Linked DNA regions of Homo sapiens: region 1 is linked to region 2. Evidence: chromatin loops called from intact Hi-C (ENCODE). Cell type or tissue: PC-3. All regions are shown on one strand.

Region 1 (8,000 bases), 330 kb after region 2:
ATTTGTTTAGGTTTGTTTATCACAACACCATTCATTAAGTAACAAATTTTTTCCCTGTAAATTTAGATGCTTTCTTTTTCATGTAGTATACTGTATATACTTATGCTAGTTTCTGAACTTAGTTTTCTGCTTCATCTTTCTGCCTTTTTTCATTTATACCATACTGTTTTTATCATAGTGGCTTTATAATATGTTTAATACTTAGCATTGTGAGTGACTCCAGTATTTTACTTTTTTGATATTATTATTTTTTTGGGGGGCGGGGGTTGGTTGGTTGTTTGTTTTGAGATGGAGTCTTGCTCTGTTGCCCAGACGAGTGCAGTGGTGCGATCTCGGCTCACTGCAACCTCCACCTCCCAGGTTCAAACGGTTCTCCTGCCTCAGCCTCCCAAGTAGCTGGGATTACAGGCATGCACCACCACGCCCAGCTAATTTTTGTATTTTTAGTAGAGACGGGGTTTCATCATGTTGGCCAGGCTGGTGCTGGACTCCCGACCTCAGGTAATCTGCCTGCCTCGGTCTCCTGAAGTGCTAGGATTACAGGTATGAGCCACCACACCTGACCTTTTTTGATATTATTTTGATTATTCTCATGCATATACTTACTTTTGTGAGATATCTTCATGTGTGCTTATCCTCCAGAAAATTTCGTTAGAATTTTGATGACAATTCTATTAAATTGTAGAAACTCAACTTTTAAAATAGGGATATAGATGAGAGATTTCCATTTATTTTCTTATGTTTTTATTTATCATCTCTTTATTCACTTATCTTTTATGTCTTATAACCTTTCACATTTTTTAAATGGTTTCTGTACATTTCCTACGCCTATTCTATTTCTGTTAAGAAATGCATATTCGTACATTGTGGATAAGTGGACAGAATGTAGACTTCACACTCAGTCAGTCAAGGCTTCTTAATTGTAAGACATTGGAGAAGCTACTTAAGCTTTTGAGTTGGCTTTCTTGTCAGAATGATGAGGAAAATAATGGAACTCTCTCATAGGATTATTACAATGAATAAATGAAATAATATATAGAGAGTTCTTAGAATAATTCCTGACACATGGTAACACTTGATAATTGTTCTAATTATTTCTGGATATTATATATATTTGTCATTGCTTCTGAATTGTTTTTTCCATTTTCTTTTACTTTAAAAATTTTTTATTGTGAAATATGTATTCCAAACACTAAGTTAGCAATAATCAAGTGACTACTTCATTACCTACCACACAGCTTAAGAAATAAAACATTATAAAAATACCATATAAGCTTCATGACATTCCTCTCCCATTTCATTCCACTTTTCCCTTCAGGAGTAACCATAATCTTGAATTTTTTGTGAATAACTCCCTTGCTTTTCTTTATTGTTACACACTCTTCGTAGATATTCCTGAATATATTTATTTATTTTTGTCTGCTTTAGGACATCCTAAGAGAATCATACAGTATGCATTTCTCTATGAGAGATTTTTTTTTTGCACAGTATATTATACTTTATTGACTCACGCATGGTGATGTTTGTAGCTAGAGTTTATTCATATTGACCTACATGTAGTCTGCCACTGTAAGAATAGACCATAGTCTATTTATTCATTCTTCTATTTATAGCCATTCAGATTATTTCTAGTGTTTTTTGTCTTGTGGTACATGTGTATATCTAGTTTATGTAAGCTGGTTTATAGGGCATTTTCATGTTCAATTTTATCAGGCAATTCCAAGCTGTGTGCCAAAATGATTTTACCAGTTTATACTCTCACCGGTAGTGTATGAAAGTCCTTATTGTTCACATCTTCATCAACATTTGATATTGGTAAACCTTAAAAATTTTCCATTCACTTAGCTATTGATTTGGGATTTAAAAGAAGAAAATTGGCTGGGCAAGGTGGCTCCTGCCTGTAATCCCAGCACTTTGGGAGGGAGAGATGGGAGGACAGCTTGAAGCCAGGAGTTCCAGATCAGTTTGGGCAACATAGTGAGACCTTGTCTTTACAAAAAATAAAAAATAAAAAAAAATTTTAGCTAGGTATGGTGGTGTGCACCTGTAGTGCCAGATACTTGGGAGGCTGAGGCAGGAGGATCACTTGAGACCAGGAGTTCAAGAGTTCAGTGGGCTTTGATCACACCACTGCACTCCAGCCTGGGTGGCAGAGCAAGACCCTGTCTTGAAAAAATTTGCCATTCATGAAATGTAAAAGGTGTCTCATTGTGACTTTCAGTTAAGCTTTCTGATTACTACTGAGGTTAAACATTTTATTTTTTTATATATGGTCCATTTAGGTTTTTTCTTTTTTCCAATGCTCATTTATGTTTTGTTTCATTTTTCTTTGGAGCTGTCTTTTTCTTAATGATTAATAGGAATTTTTTATTTTTTTATATATTCATGCTATTCCTTTATTAGTTATGTATATATTACAGTCATCTCCCACTTGTGGCTTGTCATTTTGCTTTCCTTAAAGTTTCTTATGATTATCATATACTCTTAAATTTAGAACAATGAAATTTACCACTTTTTAGTAATCAGGTTTTTTGTTTTTTGTGTTTTTTTCTTTCTTTTTTTTTTTTTTTTTTTAATGAATTGGAGTTTCACTTTTGTCGCCCAAGCTGGAGTGCAGTGGCACAGTCTCAGCTCACTGCAACCTCTGCCTCCTGGATTCAAGCTAGTCTTTTGCCTTCCCTCCTCAGTAGCTGGGATTACAGGCATGTGCCACCACACCTGGCTAATTTTGTATTTTTAGTAGAGTTGGGGTCTCACCATGTTGGCCAGGCTGGTCTCAAACTCCTGACCTCAGGTGATCCACCCGCCTCAGCCTCCCAAAGTGCTGGGATTACAGGCGTGATCCACGCGCCTGGCTAGCATTTTTGTGTCTGAATTATTTTCTACACGGAGATCAGAAAGGTATTCTGTATTGTCTTTTTGAAGTTTCATGTTTCTTTTGTTTTCACATTTCAATTCTACCCAAAGCTATTTAAGTCTGTAGTATCAGGTAGGTTCTTAAGGCTTATTTTTTTCTTTATGAATCTCTGATTTACCCAGTATTTGTTAAGTGGACTATCTTTTCCTTAGTAATTTGCAGCAGTCTCTATGGCATAAGCTAAATTTTCATTTCTGGTGGCTTGTTTCTGGGCTCTCTGTTCTGTTCTGTTCTGTTCTGTTGATCTGCTTGCCTGTGCCATTACCATACCATCCTTATCAGCTTTAAAACATGACTCTTGATAGCCAGTGGGTTAAACCTCCTACCATATTCTTTTTTAGGAGAGACTTCGCTATTCTTGGCTCTTTGATTTTTGATGTAAACTTCAGAGTCTGCTAGAGAAAGTCTATAGGAACTTGGTATTTTTATTGGAGCTACACTAAATTTGTAGGTCCCTCTGCTGAGAATTTGCATCTTTACAATATTGAATCTCTCCATTTATTTAGTCTTTTTAAATACCTTTCAGTAATAGTTTTTCATTTTCTCCATTAAAAGGAAATTTATGATTTTATAGTATTTATGCTAGTATAATTTTGTTTTTCCCCCTAAAATGTCGCAGTTTATTTTGTGTCTAGCAATCTTATTAAACCCCCTTATTAATGATGTTCCCTTGTCTATATGATCACAATTATTTCTTACTTTCTAGTCCTTATACTTCTTGTTTAATTTTTTTCACTGGCTATGATATGTAGCACATGGTTAAATTGAAGTATTATTGGTGTACATCCTTGTCTTTTTTCTAATCTTTAATATTTTTAAGTTTCACTAGTAAGTAAGATCTTTGTTGTAGGTTTTTGTTTTTGACATCTCCTTTCCTCACCCTCACACTTGTGAATCTCATGTTCTGTTCTGAGGAAAAGAAATGAATAGGAAAATAAATACTTGTGTATCTAGATCCTATCACTGTGCGTGGTACATTGTGGCTCTCAGTTTGTTGTGTGAATGAATAAATATAGCAGAACTACTTGAGCTTTATGGTTTTCATTGGTCTCTCTTTTATGTGGTACAGCAGGTAAAAAATGGTTCAATCTTTTAGAGAAAGAATCAGTCACTAATTTTTTTTATATTTCTAATGCTTCAGGAAGTAACATTGAATTTTAGGATTTGAATACAAACATTTGAAGAAAGATCATGGTTTCTGTATGTTTCTCATGGCAGTAATGCTTATGATATTGTAAACTACGGATCAATTTAAACTGTATGAAGCTGGATTTTAGGCTGTTTTCTGAGAGAGATTATTTTGTTTAGGAACTTTGTTCCTGTGAATATAGGAACTTCGTTTTTATCCTTATTCTTATGAGCATCATTTTACTCCAGATTTACAAACTTGGTATTGTAATGGTGTTGCAAAGTTTCTGATCAAAGCCTGAGAGCATGAGCAATAAATATGATACTAATAATCAACAAATTAGTTTGTGAAGACTTCTCTGTAATTCAGATTAGATCCCTTCTGCTTTTCTGCCTTTCCCTGTACCTGGTTTGTTTTTTTTCTTAACAGATGGGGAAGTTAAGGCATAAAGGTAGATATTACCTGAATTTGTTGTATTGCTTACTGCAGTAGACCACTTTGCTACTGTGAGAATTATAAACTACTATGCTTTCCAGGTATGTGCTGAAATCTCCATTGCTGCAAACCTGCAAGTCTTGCCAATAAAGAAAACTCTTACTCAGCTATTTTATATGTTTAGCTATATTTAGAACATCTACAGCTTGGCTAAGAGTTTTACTTCTGAATTTATAGAGAAGAAAGAAGTGCAGAAATTTTACTAGAGGGTTTTTTTTTTTAAATGAAAACCCCTGTTCATTTTTTCTCTTCATCATTTTTATTCCTTTGATATCTCCTTTCTTCCCACACATTGTTGTTTGTTGACCATTAGTTCTAAATCATTATTTCTCAACTGGGGGTAATTTTGTCCCCCAGGGCACATGTAGCAATGTCTGGAGCTTTTTTTGGTTGTCACACTGAGGGGCTGCTGCTGACATCTAGTGGGTAAAGGCCAGAGATGCTGCTAGCCATCCTACAATGCAGTCAAAAATTATTTGCCCCCAAAATGTCAATAGTACTGAGTTTTAAAATCCCTGCTCTAAATAATGGTGTTTACTTTCGGTTTTGACCTGGAAAGAGACTAGTGCCTATTTGGTGTAAGGCAGTATGTTTTCTTAGAAAGAATAAGGGCCAAGCGCAGTGGCTCACGCTTGTATTCCCAGCACTTTGGGAGGCCAAGGTGGGAGGATCCCTTGAGGCCAGGGTTTTGAGACCAGCCTGGATAATACAGTGAGACTCTGTCTCTACCAAAAAAATAAATAAATAAATAAAAAATTAGCCGGGTGTGGTGGCATGGGCATGTAGCAGCCCCAGCTACTCAGGAGGCGGAGGTGGGAGGATCACTTGAGCCCAGGAGTTTGAGGCTGCAGTGAGCTATGATTGCACCACTGCACCCCAGCCTGGCTGACAGGGCAAGACCCTGTCTCTTAAAAAAACAAAACAAAACAAAAACACAAAAAAAGCAAGAATGTGGGCTTTAGGGTTTCACAGACCTGGTTTTTGAGCCTTATCTTAGGCCATGCTGGTTATGAGTACGTGTGTTCAAGTGTGTGGGAAATAAAGAAAGAACAGATATGATAACTTATTTGCAGAATGCTGAGGAGGTATTATTTCTGTCCTCCCCTCCCACGTGAACTCCAGGTACCAGTGACTCAGTTTATGTTTCATTCCTCCTCTGAGACGTTAGGCAAGTTTTTTTGCCTTTTGGTTTTCAGTTTTTTCAACAGTAAGAGGAGAATAATAACTGTAAGAGGAGAATCATATCATAAATATTAGGGAAGGTTTCATCAGAAAATGCAAATAAAGCACGTACTGCTATGACTGGATATAATAAGTACTGAGTAAATATTTGTTTTTATTATATTATTATTATTATTATTTTGAGACAGGGTCTTGCTCTGTTGCCCAGGCTGGAGTGCAGTGGTGCAATCATAGCTCACTGCAGCCTTTACCTCCCGGGCTAAATCTGTCTACTAACCTCAGCCTCTTGAGTTGCTGGGAGTACAGGCACATGCCACCACACTTGGGTAATGTTTTTGTAGAGATGGGGTTTTGTCATGTTGCCCAGTCTGGTCTCGAACTCCTGGGCTCAAGTGATCTGCCCATCTTGGCCTCCCGCGTGCTAGGATTACAGGCATGAACCACACACCCAGCCTGTTTTTATGTATTATTAATAATAACTGTATGTTCAGATTGTAATAATTTGGACTTGCTATCAAAAGTGATGTATAAAACTAGGCAAGATTATCCATCAGTTGATGACTGGATAAACAAATGTGGTTTATCCATAGAGTGGAATATTACTTGGCTATAAAAAGGAATGAAATACTGATGCATGCTACGACGTGGATGAACCTTGAAAACATTATGCTAAGTGAAAGAAGCCAGACACAAAACATCACATATGATTCCATTTATATAGAATGTCCAGGACAGGGAAATCTGTAAAGACAGAATGTAAATTAATGGTTGTCTAGGGCTAAGGAGGATGGAAAGGGACGGGTAGTAATGGTTAAAGGGGTTTGTTTTTGAGGTGATAAAAGTGGTCTAAAATTGGCTTTGGTGGTGGTTTCATAATTTAATGAATACGTTAAAAACCATTGAATTATACAGCTTAAAAGGGTGAACTGTACGATATGTGAATCATATTTCAATAAAGTTGACATATGTGTATGTATATGTGTGTGTGTATGTATGTGTGTGTATATATATAGAGAGAGAGAGAGAGACTAGGCAAGATGAGGGCTGTCTCTCCTTTCTGTGTTGTTATTTCTTAATCTGTACTTTGCTCTCCATCTTCTGTTTTCTTTGGATCTCACTTAGAGGATGCATTCTAGTGGAGAAACCATAATATTGCTGAATATTTGAATATTCATTACTAATTTAATGTGGTGATAGTGCCTCTATATACATACTTAAAGTTTTTCCAATTTAGAAAAATTTCTCCTCTGTCCTACATAGCTTATATGAGTTAACACCAGACAGCTTATAAACATGAACATGTTCTACATTTCTCACACATGAGTATTTGTATACTGAATTGGCCATATGTTTACCTGAGTTCCAATATATTTTATTTTTATAAATGGATAGTAAGTTAGAAAGCTAGTTTTCTTTGTTGAACCTTAGTTAGCTACTGTAGTCAATGGCTTAGAGTTAGGAACCTGTTACGCAAACAGGGACATTATAATTATGAGATAATTGATAATAAAAACACACTAGAGTTCAAACTGCTATAATGTTAAATACTTAAATGGAAAATTATATATTGCCTATATCTTTTGATTGCAGCTGTCAGAATACCCAAAAAAGTTTAAGGGAATTTACTACTCACATTACTGAAAAGTCTGCACATGAGGGATGTCTTCAGATGTGTCAGGATGCAACGTTTCAAACTGTCACTTCATGTCCCTGCTTCTCTTCTTCTCGCCAGTCTCTGTTCTTTTCTATTATTTTGGCTTCTTAGAACAGGCTGCCCCTTAATGGTTATAAGATGGCTGCAGCACCTCCAGGCCTTAAGTCTCAACATTAAGAGTAGCAGATATAGAGAAATTTCCTCCCACCAATAAGACACTCCTGGCCTGATTCAAACTAGCCTGGGTTGGGTCCTGTGCTTATTCTAGAGCTAATCTCAATGACCAGAACAATGGGATATGCTGATGACTGGACAGTAGAGCCCACCCCTAAACCTGAGGGTGGGGTCAACATTACCCAAAAACCTATGAGAGTTTGAGATGAGGTGGTTCACCTGAAGAATTTGGGGTTGCTTTTTTTTTTTTTTTTTTTTTTTTTTACATAATCAGGAGGTTGAATTGGATGCCAGATAGCAAGATATATCCTCTGTAATGTCCAACACATATATTGTAACTTTTATCCAGATAATAGCAAAAAAAAAAAAAAAAGATTATATATAGACTATTGACTACTTACTCTGTTTATACCAGGTAGAATTAGTAAAAAACTCTGGGCAAAAAGTAG
Region 2 (8,000 bases):
TAACCACTGATGTTAGGCTGATATTAAACTAAATAGAGACAATATTCTCTCATGTAAGCCTAACAACAATGCTTTGAGAGGATACTGGAGCTTAGAGAGGTTAAATAGTGTTCCCAAGGTCACAGAGCCGATACTCTAACAACAATGTTATCTTGGCTCCTTTTTTTTTAATCTTTTACTTGTGTCAGTGACAATACTTACCTCAACAATAACTAACTTGTGTGAAGTATTTACTATGCCCTAGAAATTCAATGAAAACACTTGACAAGGATTTTAGCATTTAATCCTCCCAACAGTTTTATTGTATTGTATTGTATTGTATTGTATTGTATTGTATTGTACTGTATTGTATTGTATTGTATTGTATTGTATTGTATTGTATTGTATTGTATTTTTTGAAACAGGGTCTCACTTTGTCACCCAGGCTGGAGTGCAATGGCACAAACATGGATTACTGCAGCCTCAACCTCCCAGGCTCAACTCATCCTCCTGCATCAGCCCTCTTAAATAGCTGGGACTACAGGCACAAGCCACCATGCCTGGCTAATTTTTTTGCATTTTTTGTAGAGATGGGGATTCATCATGTTGCCCAGGCTGGCCTCAAACTCCTGAGCTCAAGCAATCTGCCAACCTTGGCCTCCCAAAGTGCTAGGATTACAGGCATGAGCCACTGCACCCGGCCAATTGTCCCCATTTTTAAGACAAGGAACCTCAAGCCTAGAGAAGTTGTCACCTGCTCAATGCACACAAGTGACAAGTGGTAGAACCAGGATTTGAATATGAAAAGTCTAACTTCAGAGACTTCACTGTACTTACCACACTTTGGCCTAGGTGACCTCTAAGGACCCTCTTCTCTTACTCACCCCCGGCCATCTATACAAAGATTCCGTGATGTGTTCCTGTACCAAGGTGGCTTATCACACTTCATTTCACATAAGATATACTGCTAAAATTATGGCTTTGAATTATATATTGACTTTATAATATTAGGATATTTAAGTTTAGAAACTTTATATTCAACTTGGTTTAACAAGTTCTTTGGCCTAATCATTGGAAGTAGCTGAGAAGGAAGGGGCAGGTGAACCATCACAGGTTGGCTCAGGACCAAAATGAGGCAGAAAGGTTTATTTTTCAACCCTAAAGGTACAGGAAAAGGGCTGAGTCACCCCACACTCCCTAGCTAGATTCTGGAAAAATCTAGCACCTTTCCATACAGCAGAAGCCTCCTTTGCCAATGGCAGCCTCTGCTTCACCAAGCAGTATTCTATTGGCTCTTCTTTTGGCTCACAGAAGCATAAGCCTGGCTAGATTTCCTTGTTAGTGCTCAGGAAGAATTCCAAACCCCAGATATATTGGGACAAAAAAAAAAGAAAAATATTTCACCTTTCTCTGGCTTTTTTTTTTAACTGAAAGAGGATTGGTAAAGGAAGTAACCATAATTTTTAAAAAAATATTTTAAATAAATCCTGAGCATGGTACTCCCCAAAGTCTCTAAGCTAATGGGTTAGACTAGAAAATGAACACTTGGCCTCTTTTTTTGTACTTTCCCTCTAACTGTCTGATAGGCCCCAATTCCCACAACAACTTTGAACTGCTCTTCAGCCCCACAATTCAGATCTAACAATTCTGATTCTGAATTTTTCTTTAGACCTTCCCTCTCTTTTTCCACATACTAAGTTGGCTCTGATAATGCTATAAAGTAGTAGCATTCCTACTTTGTAATAGGAATGGAAAGGAAATCTGGCCATATTCAGGAGCTCCATGATTATGAACCCATATTACAAAGTAGTAGCATTATCAGAGCCAACTTAGTATGTAGAAGAAGAGAGGGAATTCACTTTAAAACTTAAGTAACAGCCAACTTAAAACAATGCAGTCTCTTTACTTCTTAGCACAGAAAAGTACTTAATGAAGATAGAATGTATCTATCAACTAAGACGCAACTTAGTTGCTGGCAAATACAAAGTAAAGAAAGACTTGGGCCGGTCAGTGGCTCACGCCTGTAATCCCAGCACTTTGGGAGGCCTAGAGGGGCAGATCACGAGGTCAGGAGTTTGAGACCAGCCTGACCAACATGGTGAAACCCCCTGTCTCTACTAAAAATACAAAAATTAGCTGGGTGTGGTGGCACACACCTGTAATCCCAGCTACTCAGGAGGCTGAGGCAGGAGAATTGCTTGAACCCGGGAGGCAGAGGTTGCAGTGAGCCGAGATTGCACCACTGCACTCTAGCCTAGGCGACAGGGCAAGACTCCATCTCAAAAAAAAAAAAAAAAAAGACTCGAAGAAGAAAAACAAGAAAGAGGTAAAGAAAGAAGGGAAACTGTTAATAAATTCTGTCTGTGGTATAATATGTACTTTTATGGTTCTCTTAATATTATCCTTAAACAGCCTCTTTAATCCCCACCAGTGAGCCTAAACTTTTATTTACTAGAGGAGTTTAGAGAGCCCTGAGTTTCTGGTTTTGACAAGTCAGGTATTTTACATTCCTAGTGTAAGATTATCTGGTTCATGTAAGAGAGTTAAGAGGAAATGAAGCTGTATGTTCATCCTAGTTTTTTCTTTCTGTCCTACCCACCCTTGTGCCCAAATACCTTCCTCCTTGGCCCACACTCTAGTCCTGAGTTTACCAACAAAGTCTCAGCATCTCTACCTATGGGAGGGCTGGGGCAGAATGCAAGAACAGGGAATAAATAATGGATGATTAGCTTGGCTGGTGACAGACTGTTGGAGCACTAGCAGAATCTGCAGGAGTTCAGATGCAATTCTGCAGATCTGAAAACATCTTGGGTAAAAGAGAAGGGAAAGGAAATCTGGCCATATGCAGGAGCTCCATGATTATGAACGCATATTCCACAGTTTTCACAGGGCAACCAGAGCTATCCCACACAATTCAAACATGTGTGGTAGTCAAGAGAGTGATTTGAGGAACATGGAAATAGCCATCTGTTCAGAAAGAGGTCTCTATTGCTGGGTCTGAAATGCCCCTTTCACACATCAAACCTTGATGACATCCTAGTTTCAACATTAGGACACCAAAGGAACCACATTATACCATTCAGGTACTCAAATCCAAAGGGAATAGATGGAAAGACTTTAGCGGGAGGGAGTGTTGTCAGCAAGATGGTGGAATAGGAAGATACAGGCCCTCCTTTCCCCACAGGGACACTGAGTTAACAATATACAGGTCAGAATGAACTCTAGAGACAGGTTGAAAAGCTACAGCACCCAGGTCATTGTAAAACCAAGAAGAGATTCTGGCAAAATGGATAGACAATTTTGCAACATCTGGCATGCCCATCTGTGTCCTTTCCTCTACGTGGCATAAACCTGAGCAACTTTGGAGAAACCCCTTACTCCAAGGCTCCACCCTCAGGGATGGAAACAGAAGAATGAGCCATGCATTGAATGTTCTGGCTTATCTGGGGGCTGCCCAAGGGATTAGTTTCTGTCTCACCTAACAGAAATCAGTGCTGACAGGACCAGGTCAAGCATTTGGAAGCCACTAAAAACAGAGGTGAGTAGCAGGTTAGAGTCGCAGTTCCACAGGCAGACACCAGAAGGAGTAAGAGATCAGAAAAGGTTTGAGAGGTCCTAGATCCTCCAGCAGGGTTGATTGGTGAAGGTCTTTCCCTGTATGAAGCCAAAGACTAGGAAAGGTCTTCAAATGGCCAAGTTCTAGCAAAACATTTTAAGACATCCAAAGAAACAGAGAAATTTGGCACAAAGGATCAAATAAAACTCCAGAAATCAATTCTGAAGAAATATGATCTACTAGTTGCCTGAAAAGGAATTTAAAATAACTATCATAAAGATGCTACCAAAAGGATAACAAACACTATCATAAAGATGCTATCTAAAAGATAACAAACACTGGGCCGAGTGAACACTGATAGGCAACTAAATAAAATCAGGGAAATGATGCACGAACAAAATGAGAATATCAACAAGGAGATAGAAATTATAAAAAAAGAACCAAACAAATTCTGTAGCTGAAAAATATAATAACGGTACAAAAAATAGTAGAAGGATCCAACAGCAGACTTGATCAGGCAAAAGAAATAGTCAGCAAACTCAGAGACAGATCATGTAAAGTCACTGAGTCAGAGGAGCAAGAAGAAAAAAAATGAAGAAAAGTGAAGACAGCCCAAGGGATTTACAAAACACTATCAAGTAGCCTAATATATGTATTATTAAAATCTCAGAAAAAGAATGAGAGAAAGGGACAGAGAGCTTATATGAACAAATAATGGCTGAAAACTTCCTAAATCTGAGGAAAAAGAAGAACATACAGACTCAAGAGCTCAATTCAGAACCCTAACCAGAATAAATCCAAAAAGAATCACACCAAAACACATTGTAATCAAACTCTAAAGTCAAAGACAAAGAGAGTAACTTGAAAGCATGAGAAACGCAATTTGTCACATAAAAGGAAACTTCCATAAGATTATCAGTAGATTTCTCAGCAGAAACTACAGGTTAGAAGGGAGTGGCATGATATATTCAAAGTGATGAAAGGAAAAAAATAGTCAACCAAGAATACTGTATCTGGCAAACTGTTCTTCCAAAATTACGAAGAAATTAAGACTTTGAAATAAACAAAAGCTGAGGGAATTTATTACTACTAGACCTTCTCTATAAGAAATACTAAAGGGAGTCCTTCAAGTTGAAATGAAAGGACAGTAGAGAGCAACACAAAGCCATATGAAAATAGAAGGTTCTCTGGTAAGGGTAGTACATAGCCAAATATAGAAACCTATACTGTTATAATTTTTGTGCATAAAATATTAATGACAGAAATATTTTAAAAATAGATCTGTGTTAATGAGTATACAATGTATAAAGAAGTAGTGTATGACATCAGTAATATCTGGGGAGAGTAGAGCTGCAAAGGAGCAGAATTTTGTCTGCAATGAAGTTAAGCTGTTATCAATTTAAAGTAGAAGGCTATCATTTTGAGATGTCTTACATAACTAGAATAGTAACCACAAAAAGCTATAGAATATACACAAAAGAAAATGAGAAGTAAATCCAATCACATTGCTACCAAAAAAAAATGAAATATAAAGGAAGACAATAACAGAGGAAATGAGGAAGAAAAAAGCTATAGGACATACACAAAACAATGAACAAAATGGCAATAGTAAGTCCTTCCCTATAGGTAATTACTTTAACTGTAAATGGATTAAATTCCCCAATCAAGAAACAGAAATTGATTACATCAGTTTTTAAAAATAGGATCCAACTGTTTCCTTTCTACAGGAGACTCACTTTAGATCTAAGGACATGCAGAGATTGAGGGTGAAAGGATGAAAAAAGGTATTCTATGCAAATGATAATCAAAATAGAGCAACAGTGGCTATACTAATATCAGACCAAATAGACTTTAAATCAAAGACTGTTACAAGAGGCAAAGAAGGACATTATGTAATGATAAAATGGTCAATTCACTAAGAAGATATAACTGACAAATATTTATGTACCAAACATCAGAGCTCCTAAACATATGAAGCAAAACTTGGCAGAATTAAAAGGAGAAAGGTCACTTTCATAATGAATAGAACAACCAAATAACATCAATAATGAGTAGAACAACCAAATAACATCAATAACATCAGTAAGAGGACTCGAACAACACTATAGACCAATTGAACATAACAGATATAAGCAGAACACTCCATCCAACAACAGCAGAATATAAATTCTTCTTGCATGCACGTGGAACATTCTCCAGGAGAGACTACAAATTAGGCCACAGAACAAGTTTTAGCAAATTCAATAACATTGATATCACACAAAGAATGTTTTCAGCCAGGCATGGTGGCTCATACCTGTAATCCCAGTACTTTGGGAGGCCGAGGCAGGAGGATTGCTTGAGCCCAGGAGTTTAAAACCAGCCTGGGCAACATGGTGAAACCCTGTCTCTACCAAAAATACAAAACTTAGCTGGGTGTGGTGGTGCATGCCTATAGTCCCTATAGTATATGCCTATACTCAAGAGGCTAAGGCAGGAGGATCACTTGATCCTGGGAGGCAGAGGTTGCAGTGAGCTGAGATCTTGCCACTGCACTCCAGCCTGGGCGACAGAGCAAGACCCTGTCTCAAAAAAAAAAAAAAAAAAAAAAAAAAAGTCGTTCATATGGATAACTGTAAAAAAACCCACAAATGTACAAAATGTACAAATGTGTGGAAATTAAACAACACACTCTTAAACAACCAATGTGCCAAAAAATAAATCATAAGAGGAATTAGAAAATACCTTGAGAAAACTGCAAATGAAAACACAACATACAAAAACTTACAGGATGCAGTGAAAACAGTGCTAAGAGGGAAGTTGTATGGCAGACACATGTGACAGCAATAACTCAAGCATACCCTGAGAATGACCCTATGGTCTAGGAAGAATGTGTGTTCAGAGTTTCAAGCTAAGGAATTCAGGAGTGGCCAACCTGGAAATTCACTCCTTAACTATGAAGAACATCCAAACCCCTGGTCCATCCCTTCGAATGTAGGCTGTACAGGGGATCAAGGCCCTTTGTTTTGAGTTAAATGGATGTTACCAAGTGGAGGTTGTTAAGTGGAGGTTGCTAAATGAAAATGTGGTATAACATACATGATTTACATGGGAGTGTAATGAAAATGTGGTATAACATGCATGATACAAATGGGAGTGGTTTGCCTGTCCAGCTCACTGGTCCTGGACGACTGTGTGCATAAGTCCCCAATAAACCCTATGTCTTGTTCGCTGGCTCTGGTCTCTTCTTCAGCCTCTGTGAATCAATGTGAATCAATGGAATCAATATGGGTCCACCACAACAGAAGTTTATAGCTGTAAATGCGTACATTAAAAAAGAATAAAGATCTCAAATCAACAATCTAACTTTACACTCAGAAACTAGAAAAAGAAGAACTAAACCCAAAGCTATGAGAAGGAACAATAATATGATTAGAGCAGAGGTAAACAAAGTAAAGAATAGAAAAACAATAGGAAAAATCAATACAACTAAGAATGTGTATTTGAAAAGATCAACAAAATGGACAGGCCATTAGCTAGATATACTAAAAAAAAAAAAAAGAGAAGACTCACATAACAAAATTTTTTAAAGGGGGTACATTATAATCAATATGACAGAAATGAAAAGAATTATAAGATAATACTATGAACAATTTTCACCAACAAATTGGATAATCTAGGGAAACAGATAAATTCCTAGAAAGATACAACCTACCAAGACTGAATCAAATACTGAAGAAATAGATAATATGAAAGATCAATAACAAGATGTTGAATTCGTGATCAAAAACCTCTAAACAAAGAAATGTATAGGACCAGAGGGCTTCACTAGAGAATTCTATCAGACATTTAAAGAATTAACACCAATTCTTCTGAAATTCTTCTAAGAAATGGCAGATGGGGAATACTTCCAAGCTCATTCTATAAGGCTATGAGGCTAGCATTACCCCGAGACTAAAGCCAAAAAAAAAAAAAAAAAAGCCACCAGAAAAGAAAACTATAGACCAATATCCTGGAGGAATATTAATGCAAAAATCCTCGAGAGAATACTAGCAAACTGAATTCAGTCAGATGTTAAAAAAAATTACACACCATAGCCCAGTGGGATTTATTTCTGAAATGTAAGAATACTTCAACATATAAAAATCAACCCATGTAATACACCACTTAACAGAAGGAAAGGGGAAAAACACATGATCATCTCAATGCAGAAAAAGCATTTGACAAAATTCAACATACTTTCATGATTAAAAAAAAACTCAACAAACTAAGAATAGAAGGAAACTGCCTCAACAAAACAAAGGTCATTTATGAAAAGCTCACCGCTAAATCATACTCAGTGGTGAAATACTGAAAGCTTTTCCTCTTAGATGAGGAACAAGACAAGGATTTCTACTCTCTCCATTTCTATTCAACATAGATTGGCAATCCTAGCCAAAGCAATTAGGTAAGAAAAAGAAATAAAAGTTATCAAAATTAGAAAGGG

The links. Hi-C counts contacts between places; a loop is a spot of excess contacts. Peaks named below come from ENCODE experiments on the same cell type or tissue, not always from the same donor. Only the 100,000 strongest peaks of a DNase experiment are listed, where the experiment ranks them.
Region 1: a loop joins it to region 2, with 3 times the contacts of the local background. A loop is called at or near these places in 4 of 110 quality-filtered maps.

What each region holds. Positions count from the first base shown.
Region 1 is chr14:70,951,110-70,959,109 of GRCh38, forward strand. All of the region lies in intron 2 of PCNX1 (pecanex 1), which reads left to right. It overlaps LOC105370557 (a long non-coding RNA gene), which reads right to left and starts at 7,443. Exons shown (of 3, transcript XR_944008.3): 1 at 7,357-7,443. In PC-3, a CTCF peak has its summit at 4,975 (motif pointing left); no DNase peak of the experiment used is centred here.
Region 2 is chr14:70,618,757-70,626,756 of GRCh38, forward strand. All of the region lies in intron 2 of TTC9-DT (TTC9 divergent transcript), which reads right to left. Among named protein-coding and RNA genes, the nearest start is that of TTC9-DT, 19 kb to the right of the region's middle. RefSeq lists an enhancer at 3,466-3,585. In PC-3, CTCF peaks have their summits at 3,562 and 3,775; a DNase peak (open chromatin) is centred at 3,555.